Regions from separate parts of the Homo sapiens genome. Here regions 1, 2 and 3 are each linked to region 4. A link is an interaction called in ENCODE POLR2A ChIA-PET data of the cell type or tissue named here. Cell type or tissue: A673. All regions are shown on one strand.

Region 1 (2,500 bases), 460 kb after region 4:
ACCGTGGCTCACGCCTATAATCCCAGCACTCGGAGAGGCCGAGGCGAGTGGATCACCTGAAGTCAGGAGTTCAAGACCAGCCTGGTGAACAAGGTGAAACCCTATCTCTACTAAAAATGCAAAAATTAGCCGGGCACAGTGGCGCATGCCTGTAATCACAGCTACTTAGGAGGCTGAGGCAGGAGAATCGCTTGAACCCAGAAGGCAGAGGTTGCAGTGAGCCAAAATCGTGCCCTTGCACTCCAGCCTGGACAACAAAGTGAAACTCCATCTCACAAAAAAAAAAGAAGAAGAAGAAGAAGAAGACTGGGCATGGTGGCTCATGCCTGTAATCCGAGCACTTTGGGAGGCTGAGGCAGGCGGATCACCTGAGGTCAGGAGTTCAAGACTAGCCTGGCCAACATGGTAAAACCCTGTCTCTACTAATAATACAAAAAAATTAGCTGGGCGTGGTGGTGCATGCCTGTAATCCCAGCTACTGGGGGAGGCTGAGGCAGGAGAATCGCTTGAACCTGGGAGACGGAGGTTACAGTGAGCCAAGATCGTGCCACTGCACTCCAGCCTGGGCGACAGAGCAAGACTCTGTCTCAAAACAAACAAACAAACAAAAAAAAACAAAGAAAAAGAAACAGAAACAGAAAAAAGAAAGGAAGACTGGCAGACACAGCCAACAGCACGTGTGAACACGGCCCCCCTGCCCCACCATCCTTAGGCAAAGAACCAGCACTCTGCAAGCGGCTTCCACCCCAGGCCACAGGGCCCTTCACAGAGCACCCTGCCAAGCCCTCCACGGCAGCGACTCACCTCTACCACTTCAGCACTGTCCAGACAGCCACCCTCCCGTCCTCTCATCACAGACAAGGAAGCGGAGGCAAGGGACCGGCCCAGTGAGACTGTGAAATACATTTTGTCCTGTTTCCTGGCCTACGACTCCCCCAGATCCTCGGAATTCTCCAGTGTGCTAATGAGGTGACTAAGGGCTTGGCAGCCCCTCGGGAGCTGAGGGAATAGGGCTGCTCACTGAAAAGACCCAGGCTGGACGGGAGGGGAGGGGCATGTGGCTGAAGGCTGACTTGATCACCCAGGCCAATGCAGTGAGGTCACCCAAGCCTCTGCGAGGAAGCTGAGGTAAAACCCGGAGGACTGGGATGGAAGCTTCCCCACAGATGAATGCGTGGAGGTTCCTGGAGACGTCACAGCCCGGGGAGAGCACGGAACCCTCTGTGCCCCTTCCCACATCCCTCACCCTACACATGTCTTCATCTGCCTCCTTTGTAAAATCCTTTCTAATAAGCTGGTAAACGTAAGTAACAGCTCCCCTGAGTTTTGAGAGGTGCATTAGCAAATTAAGCTCAAAGAAGGGTTCATGAGGCCGGGCACGGTGGCTCATGCCTGTAATCCCAGCACTTTGGGAAGCCGAGGCGGGTGGATCACGAGGTCAGGAGATTGAGACCATCCTGGCTAACATGGTGAAACCCCGTCTCTACTAAAAATACAAAAAATTAGCCGGGCGTGGTGGCGGGCACCTGTAGTCCCAGCTACTCCGGAGGCTGAGGCAGGAGAATGGCGTGAACCCAGGAGGCGGAGCTTGCAGTGAGCCTAGATCGCACCACTGCACTCCAGCCTGGGAAACACAACAAGACTCCGTCTCAAAAAAGAAAAAAAAAGAAGGGTTCATGAGAAGGCTGGTTTCCAGCGCGTCCAGCAGAAGCTCAGGACACAGCCTGGGGCTTGTGACTGGCATGGGCCGTGGGGTTAGGTACGTGGGGAGGAGCCCGCAGCCTGTCCTGCCCGATGCAGCCCCCAGGTAGGAGTGAACTGAACGGAGGGCCCCAGCTCCTGCCCCTGCACCGCTTTGCTCGCGTGTGCTGGAAGGGATCTGTGACTGCTCTGACAGCCTGGGAGAAACTGAGTTTGTTATTCCCACGTTCTCAGGCCCAAGACCACATCGCTGTGCAGGAAGTGGCCGAGCTGGGGGCGTGAAACCAGCTGCTGCACCCTGGGAGTAGCAGTGATCTCCCCACTCCACATTCAACCCACCAGCCAGGCCTATCCTGTCTACCTCCAAAAGCCACCCCCAGTCCAGGCCGCAGCCCCAGCCCAGACCCCCTTCTCCTGAGCCATTGCCATGAATCACCTGGGCGACGCCTGGAGTTTCCCGACAGGTCCCCTGCTTTCACTCCTGACAGCCACCAGAGAGGTCTTTAAAACACATATACTGGCCGGGCGCAGTGGCTCACGCCCATCATCCCAGCACTTTGGGAGGCCTGACAGCAGAAGCATTGCCATCCCGGACAAGCCCCTCATTCTAAAAGTTCACCTTAATAAAAGACCGCTAAATCCAAAGGGTATCAGCCTAACAGCTAAGATCAGCATGACCATAAACCACAAATAGCATCTCCAGCCAGAAACATCGCAAACTCCTCCCCAACCAGAGACATGCCAGCCCCGAGATAACCCCCCTCCGGCCGGGAAGATGTCTGCCCCAAGATAACCTCCC
Region 2 (2,500 bases), 140 kb after region 4:
CCTTGTGATCTGCCTGCCTCGGCCTCCCAATGTGTTAGGATTACAAGTGTGAGCTACCACGCCTGGCCAAGACCTGGCCTTTAACTTCCAGGGCCCCCTGTCTGCCTCCCACAGTCATCTTGTGTCCTTAGTGCTCAGCCCAGAGCCTGGTATACAGTAGGTGCCTTATAAATGCTAGAGGGATGCTGAGAGACGAATCATTACTGGGGTGTGACAGTTTTTCATTCCTCAAATGCTGACATGGCATGGAGGGCCATAGCCCTCCGCGCTTCTGTTTATTTTATTGTTATTATTATTTTTTGAGACAGAGTCTCGCTGTGTCACCCAGGCTGGAGTGCAGTGGTGTGATCTTGGCTCACAGTAACCTCCGTATCCCGGGTTCAAGCGATTCTCCTGTCTCAGCCTCCTGAGTAGCTGGGATTACAGGCGCATACCACCACACCCAGCTAATTTTTTGTATTTTTAGTAGAGACAGGGTTTCACCATGTTGGCCAGGCTGGTCTTGAACTACTGACCTCAAGTGATCCACCTGCCTTGGTCTCCCAAAGTGCTGGGATTCCAGGTGTGAGCCACCGTGGTCCTCACTCCTATTACCCCTCAAATCCTGCCCCTGCTCACTCACTCTGCCCGCTCTCTGGACCAGCCCCCCTCTCTGCACCAGTCCCCCTCTCTTTTTCCAGAACTTAGTGTGTTCGTTCCCACCTCGGGGCCTTTACACGTGCTGTGTCCTCTGCCCCTGTCCTCTATCCCCATCTGTCGCTGTCTCCCCAGAACAGAAGCCCTGAGAGGTTATCTGCCTTGATCTGTACTGTGTCCCCAGCACTCAAGACAGCTCTAGCACACAGTAGGTGCTGGAGTTTCAGCTGTGACCAAAACCAGATCCCACCCTTGTGCACGGGGACCAGGAGGAATTAGGAGCTACACCAAGCCCTGCCTTGGAGACCTCCCTGGTTTGTGCCTCGGTTTCCTTGATCTTTACAGACTTCAGACCCACAAAAATCAGCCCCGGGCACCAAGAGCCCATTTTCCCTGGTGCTTAGATGGGGAAACTGAGTCCCAGAGAGTGGTGAGGACTGGTTCAGGCCCACACAGCTCCCTTGGGAAGAGAACTTGGGCTTCCTGCCTCCTGTGAGCCACGGTTTTTTGTTGTTGTTGTCTTTTTTTGTTTTTGTTTTTGTTTTTGAGACGGGGTCTCTCTCTGTCGCCCAGGCTGGAGTGCAGTGGTGCCATCTCGGCTCACTGCAAGCTCTGCCTCCTGGGTTCACACCATTCTCCTGCCTCAGCCTCCCGAGTAGCTGGGACTACAGGCGCCCGCCACCACACCTGGCTAATTTTTTTTTTTTTTTTTTTGTATTTTTAGTAGAGATGGGGTTTCACTGTGTTAGCCAGGATCGTCTCGATCTCCTGACCTCGTGATCCGCCCGCCTCAACCTCCCAAAGTGCTGGGATTACAGGCGTGAGCCACCACGCCTGGCCGAGCCATGGTTTTTGAAGTCAGGAACGTACCCCTAGGCATGGGGCTGTTTGGGGGTGGCCTCTGGAGGAGGCATCCGGCAGCCCAGAGCTGCACACACCAGCAATGACTCCCTTTCAGCTCCTAACACGTCAGGGAAGAAAGCCCAGGGAGATTCAGGGTGATCTCAGACACTAACACCTGCCAATCTCTTTGTAACAAAATCCCATCCGGCTGCTGGTGTTCGCAACAGTATCCAGCGACCATGGGATAACTGGGTACTATTTTCATTGTAACAATGTTTCTGGTGACTTTCAAGGCAGGGCAGAATCTTTTGGGTCTTCCTTAGAGATATGCGATACTGTTGAATTAGTTTCTTAAGTAAATTGGTTTAAGGAAAAGACGGGAGACAGTGGCATGAAAGTTGTTGTTTCTAGACAGGGCCTCCCTCTGTCACCCAAGCTGGTGTTTAGTGGCGGGATCTTAGCTCACCTGCAACCTCAAACTCCTGGTCACAAGCAATCCTCCTGCCTCAGCCTCCCAAGTAGTTGGGAGTACAGACATGTACTGCCATGCCCAGCTAATTTTTAATTTTTTTTAGAGACGGGGGTCTCTCTTTGTTGCCCAGGTTGATCTTAAGTTCTGGCTCAAACGATCCTCCTGCCTTGGCCTCCCAAGGCTGGCCGTGCCCAGCCTACATGAATGATTAAATCGGGGGGCCAAGTGTGGTGGCTCACACCTGTAATCCTAGCACTTCGGAGGGCCAAGGCAAGGCGGATCATTTGAGGTCAGGAGTTCAAGACCAGCCTTGCCAACATGGTGAAACCCCGTCTCTACTAAAAATACAGAAATTAGCTGGGTGTGGTGGCATGTACCTGTAACCCCAGCTACTCAGGAGGCTGAAGTGGGAGAATCACTTGAACCCAGGAAGCGGAGGTTGCAGTGAGCTGAGATTGCCGCGCTACACTCCAGCCTGAGCGACAGAGTGAGACTCCATCCATCATCCAATCAATGGGGGGTATTGGGACATGGCAGAGTCATGAGCAA
Region 3 (2,500 bases), 360 kb after region 4:
TATAGGTGCCCACCACCATGCCTGGATAATTTTTGTGTTTTTAGTAGAGACAGGGTTTCACCATGTTGGCCAGGCTGGTCTCAAACTCCTGACCTCAAATGATCCGCCCACCTCTGCCTCCCAAAGTGCTAGGATTACAGGCATAAGCCACCGCACCAGGCCAAGGTCTGACATCTAGAAAATGCTGCGAGAGTCAAAGAATCCGGATCTGGCCCTGTGGTCTCTCCTATCACACCTCCCCCACATCTGGATCTGAGAAGAATCTGCCATTTGTGCTGACCCCGGCTCTGGAGGAACTGGAAGGCTCTGCACTGGGAGGGACGATGGGAGGAAGTACCTGCTCTCACCCTGGCCAGCCCGCTGCCCGTCCTGCTGCATCACGAGCAGCCACATGACCCCAAACCAGAGGGAGACGCCGGGAGGGGCTGAGGCTGAGGCTGTCTCTGCGGGGAAGACAGAGGGGCTGGGAGGAGCTGGGCTGTTCAATGCTGCCCAGAAACAGCAGCCCTGAGCCAGGGCCACGTGGCCGAGCCTGGCCTGCCGGGACAGCTCAGTCCTACTTGGGGGCAGCCAGGAAAAGCACGCAGGGGACTTCAGGGACAGCCCTGGGAGGAGGCTCCCCAGCCCCCAGCTCCAGACAGGCAGCCAGGAAAGGGCTAGACCTGTGATGCCCAGACGGCCTCCTAGCTGCTTCCCTTCCCGGGTCCCACACTCCCCTTTCTGAGGCTTAGGATTCATAAGCCCCGTCCACGTCCCCGTCACTGGGACCCCAAGGCAGAGACCATGGGGGAGGGGGTGGCCAGCCAAGGCGACCCCGTCCCACCCGTGCCCAGCAGCAGCTCTTGTGGGCTTCCTATCCATCCAGTAGCCTCCCACACCCTCCGCATGGTCGAGAACAGCCACACAGATGGCTGTACGTGGCGTTAGGAGAGTGGGGAACAAGCGCTCAGTTCAGACGCCAATTGCTGGCCAATAATCGGCCTTCTGAGACCAGGAACGAGAATCACCAGAAAAAAATCAAGCAAGGGCCACTCACTGTGAGTCTTCCCACGGGCATGCTAAGCTCACCGTGACCTCCAGGGACCCCACCAGCAGGAAGCACCCAGGCACTGGGAGCTGGGGGACTGCCACTGACAGGGGAGCAGGGAGGGAGGGGGGCAGATGCCTGAGTGGGCTCCTGCCTGGCCAAGCGGCCCCCAGGAGAGAGATGTCAGCAAACAACCCAACCCCAGGACCATGATGGCCAGGAGATGCCCAGGAGCCAGCCAGCAGGGGGGACAATGGTGCTGGTGGAGGAAACACCCCAACCCCTAGACCCGAGCAGCCGGCCATGCCCAGGAGGCCCACGCAGGCCGAGGGATAACTGGTGTATGGAACTCGCTGGAGATGGGCCCTGGGCCACCATCGTCCACCCGACCTGCCCACCTCCTCTCCAGTCTTCGAGGTAAGGAGCGTTCTGGGCAAAAGCTCTCTGAGGAGCCCAGAATCAGACCCTGGTTGAGAGCCCAGGCCCTGGGCTGAGCGAAACGGCTGCTGGACCAGCTATGGGCGTGTGGCTGCAGAGGCAAAAAAGAGCCTCCTCCCGCCCTGCTGGGACCCGTTCCCAGCAGGCAAGCTTTTACCTGAGTGGCCACTTTGCCGTAGTCAATCCACCGCAGGGTGGCGAAGTTGGTAGATTCTGCGCAGTTGAACCCGTGATTGAAGCCGGCGTGGTAGCCGTAGGGAAATGTGATCATGAATTCCCCGGCCTCCTGCGTGATCTGCAGAGGGAAAGGAGACAGGTGAGGGCAGGGCCACCAGAGGCGCACCAGGGGATGGGACGTGGGCACTTCCCAGCAAGTGCCAGGGAGCCTGGCTTATGAGCCAAGGGGGTTTCACAAAGTCAAAGGTGATCCAGCGGCTCCAGGGGCTCCAGGGCTCCAGCCCATTTCCCACGCGGCTCATGAAGGACATAGTGAGCAGCCGCAGCCACAGCTCTGCAACCTCCACTCGGCTCAGCCGGGCCCCTCCAGCCCCAGCAGCCCCTGCCCTGCCCCAAGGCGGCCGTCAGCATCACCCCAGTGGGAGAACCGCAGATGGAGCCGTGGCTGGACACAATGCCCGTGGGGGTGTCTCCAGCCGGACCTTCATGGGGAGCGATGGGGGCCTCCTGCTTTGGAGGTGGCTGAGTCACACTCACAGTCACTGTGACATGTCCTGAAGCAGCTGGGGCTGGTTTCGGGGCGGGTGGTGCTGACAGCAGCTTTAGAGTGCTCTGAAGACAAGACACTGCACGCGCTCAGGACACCTTCTGCCCTCGCATGAGAAAGGAACCACCACTGCACGCGCAAAACACGCCAGGAAGGGGCCTGCGACACGCCGCCATCCCAAGCCATCTTTCAATTGTATCTCAACAAGGGGATCTCCATGAAGTCATGGAGATCCAGAAATATCTGCACACCGGGGGCATGACCTGACACCACAGATCAGCACCCTGGAGAGCGGGCCAATGCTTCCAGAC
Region 4 (2,500 bases):
CACCTTTGAATACACATACACAGTTCTCGTAATAACAGAGATCTCTTCAGTAGCCTGAAAATACTTGGGCTTAATTAGTCTAGAAAGATAAATGACAGGCCGGGCATGGTGGCTCACGCCTGTAATCCTAGCACTTTGGGAGGCTGAGATGGGCAGACTGCCTGAGCTCAGGAGTACGAGATCAGCCTGGGCAACATGGTGAAACCCCGTCTCTACTAAAATACAAAAAATCAGCAGGGTGTGGCAGCAGGCGCCTGTAATCCCAGTTACTTAGGAGGCTGAGACATGAGACTTGCATGAACCTGGGAGGCGGAGGTTGCAGTGAGCTGAGATTGTGCCACTGCACTCCAGCCTGGGCAACAAAGTGAAGTTCTGTGTCAAAAAAAAAAAAAAAAAAAAAAAAAAAAGACAGACAAATAGCAATAGGTTCTGTTCTAATCAAACCCATTTTCCAGATGAGGAAACTGAACCCAGAGAGGTTAAGTGACTTGCCCCAGGGCAAACAGCAGGGACAAAGCTAAGATTCAATTTCAAAAGCCCATCTCTGTAAGTCAGGGGGTCGTGCCTGTAATCCCAAACTCGGCTTCGTAATCTTGGTTTTGGGACGCTGAGGTGGGAGAAACACTTGAACCCGGGAGTTTGAGACCAGCCTGGGCAACACAGAGAGACCCTCATCTCTACGAATAATTTAACAATTAGCCGGGTGTGGTGACGTGCACCTGTAGTCCCAGCTACTTGGGAGGCTGAGGCCAGAGGATTGTTGCTTGAGCCCGGGGAGTTGAGGCTGTAGTGAGCTATGATTGCACCATTGCACTCCAGCCTGGGTGACAGAGCGAGACTCTGTCTTTATAAAAGAAAAAAAAAAAGCACCCACCTCCAGAGGCTGTTGCTATTTCTGTACCATCCCCATGAAGAATGGTCAGAATGAAGGAGCTCATTGTGGAACAGGGACAGAGTGATCTGTCCCTCTTAGGCCAAGACTGCTGAGTGTGTCCTTCACCCCTGGCTCTGTCCCAGTTCCTTCTCCCAACCTCCTTTGGTAGGTGCCAACCCTCTCTAATATGGGCTAAGAATAGTGGGCTCTTCACCTCCTCTGTCCCACACCCTCTGCTCCTCGTGATACAACCAATGAGAGACAGATTCCCAGAAACTGTTACTGCCACTCCCAGAGGCCACTGGAGGAGGCTGGCTGCCAAAGATCTCAGCCCTGACAGTGTGAAGAAGGCCGTGATTCATCACCTGGTCCTCCCTCCTCCCTCCTCCTCTGTCCCCGCCTCTTCACCCTGTCTTCTTTCTAGCCCACCCCTCACAGCCTCCCAGCCAGGCCCAGGAGGGGAGGACGTTTTTAGGAACAGATGGCTGCCTTCCTTGCCCAGTACTCTGCCAGTTAATTAACGCTGCCTGTAATTAAACTTCCCACAAATTAGCTGTCAGCTACGCTAAAGGGAACCGTCCCTCTCAAATGCCACCTTGACTTACTGAATTGTGAGCCTTGTCGACAAAATAATTAAAGGCAGGAGGAGGCAACCAAAATTTGGACCCTTTTTTTTTTCTCCCCCTAATATCTCTATTGGCGTCCACAGCCAGATGCTTCCAGGCAGGACTTGGGAACACAAAGCTATTTTTTTTTTTCCTGAGGGTTCATGACTAATCCTTCCATTGTAGAAGGAATCTTTATTGAGCACCTACTATGTGCCAGGCATGGTGCTGGAGTCACTGCCTTCTTGAAACTCACATCCTTGACATAATGTTTTCCTTCCTTCCTTCCTTCCTTCCTTCCTTCCTTCCTTCCTTTCTTTTCTTTTTTTTTTTTTTTTTGATGGAGTCTCGCTCTGTTGCCCAGGCTGGAGCACAGTGGCATAAACTCAGCTCACTGCAACCCCTGCCTCCTGAGTTCAAGCAGTTCTCCTGCCTCAGCCTCCTGACTAGTTGGGATTACAGGCCCATGCCACCACGCCCGTCTAATTTTTTGTGTTTTTAGTAGAGACGGGGGTTTTGCCATGTTGGCCAGGCTGGTCTCAAACTCCTGGTCTCAAGTGATCCACCTGCCTCGGCCTCCCAAAGTGCTGGGATTACAGGCATGAGCCACCATACCTGGCCAACATGTTTTAGAAGAAAAAGAAGTAAACGAAGTTATTGCAGCTGGGGGAAGAGCATTTCAGCCCATGTAAAGGCCCTGAGGTAGGACTGCACTTGGTGTATTGGAGGAACAGCCGGGAGGCCCATGTGGCTGCAGCAGAGGGAGCAAGGGGGAGACAGGGAGGAGGGGGAGGGCAGGGCAGGGACAGGGTAGGTCATGCAGGGCCTTGTGGGCTTCAGTGAGGACTTGGGCTTTGACCCAGAGGAAGATGGGAGCCATGGAGGGCTATAGGCAGAGGAGGGACGGGACCTGATTCAGGTTCTCACCTGCGCCCTCTTGCTGCTTCAGAGAGGACTGTGGGGATGGGGGTGGCAGGGGCCAGGGTGGAGGTGCCTCACCTGCTCCGGGAGGGCAGTGATG

What was found. Peaks named below come from ENCODE experiments on the same cell type or tissue, not always from the same donor. Only the 100,000 strongest peaks of a DNase experiment are listed, where the experiment ranks them.
Region 1: POLR2A ChIA-PET joins it to region 4 with 5 read pairs; 3 of 35 experiments call an interaction of 5 or more read pairs at or near these places.
Region 2: POLR2A ChIA-PET joins it to region 4 with 8 read pairs; 4 of 35 experiments call an interaction of 5 or more read pairs at or near these places.
Region 3: POLR2A ChIA-PET joins it to region 4 with 5 read pairs; 2 of 35 experiments call an interaction of 5 or more read pairs at or near these places.

Annotation. Positions count from the first base shown.
Region 1 is chr19:4,987,445-4,989,944 of GRCh38, reverse strand. The region is part of intron 1 of KDM4B (lysine demethylase 4B); the gene reads right to left. Among named protein-coding and RNA genes, the nearest start is that of KDM4B, 20 kb to the right of the region's middle. RefSeq lists enhancers at 1-177, 394-898, 899-1,404. In A673, no CTCF peak of the experiment used is centred here; no DNase peak of the experiment used is centred here.
Region 2 is chr19:5,301,752-5,304,251 of GRCh38, reverse strand. All of the region lies in intron 1 of PTPRS (protein tyrosine phosphatase receptor type S), which reads left to right. Among named protein-coding and RNA genes, the nearest start is that of PTPRS, 38 kb to the left of the region's middle. In A673, no CTCF peak of the experiment used is centred here; no DNase peak of the experiment used is centred here.
Region 3 is chr19:5,081,627-5,084,126 of GRCh38, reverse strand. It overlaps KDM4B (lysine demethylase 4B), which reads right to left. Exons shown (of 23, transcript NM_015015.3): 9 at 1,623-1,760. Among named protein-coding and RNA genes, the nearest start is that of PTPRS-AS1, 95 kb to the left of the region's middle. RefSeq lists an enhancer at 27-709. In A673, no CTCF peak of the experiment used is centred here; no DNase peak of the experiment used is centred here; H3K27ac peaks cover 1,732 bases.
Region 4 is chr19:5,444,493-5,446,992 of GRCh38, reverse strand. No RefSeq gene overlaps it. Among named protein-coding and RNA genes, the nearest start is that of ZNRF4, 9.7 kb to the left of the region's middle. In A673, no CTCF peak of the experiment used is centred here; DNase peaks (open chromatin) are centred at 1,262 and 1,572.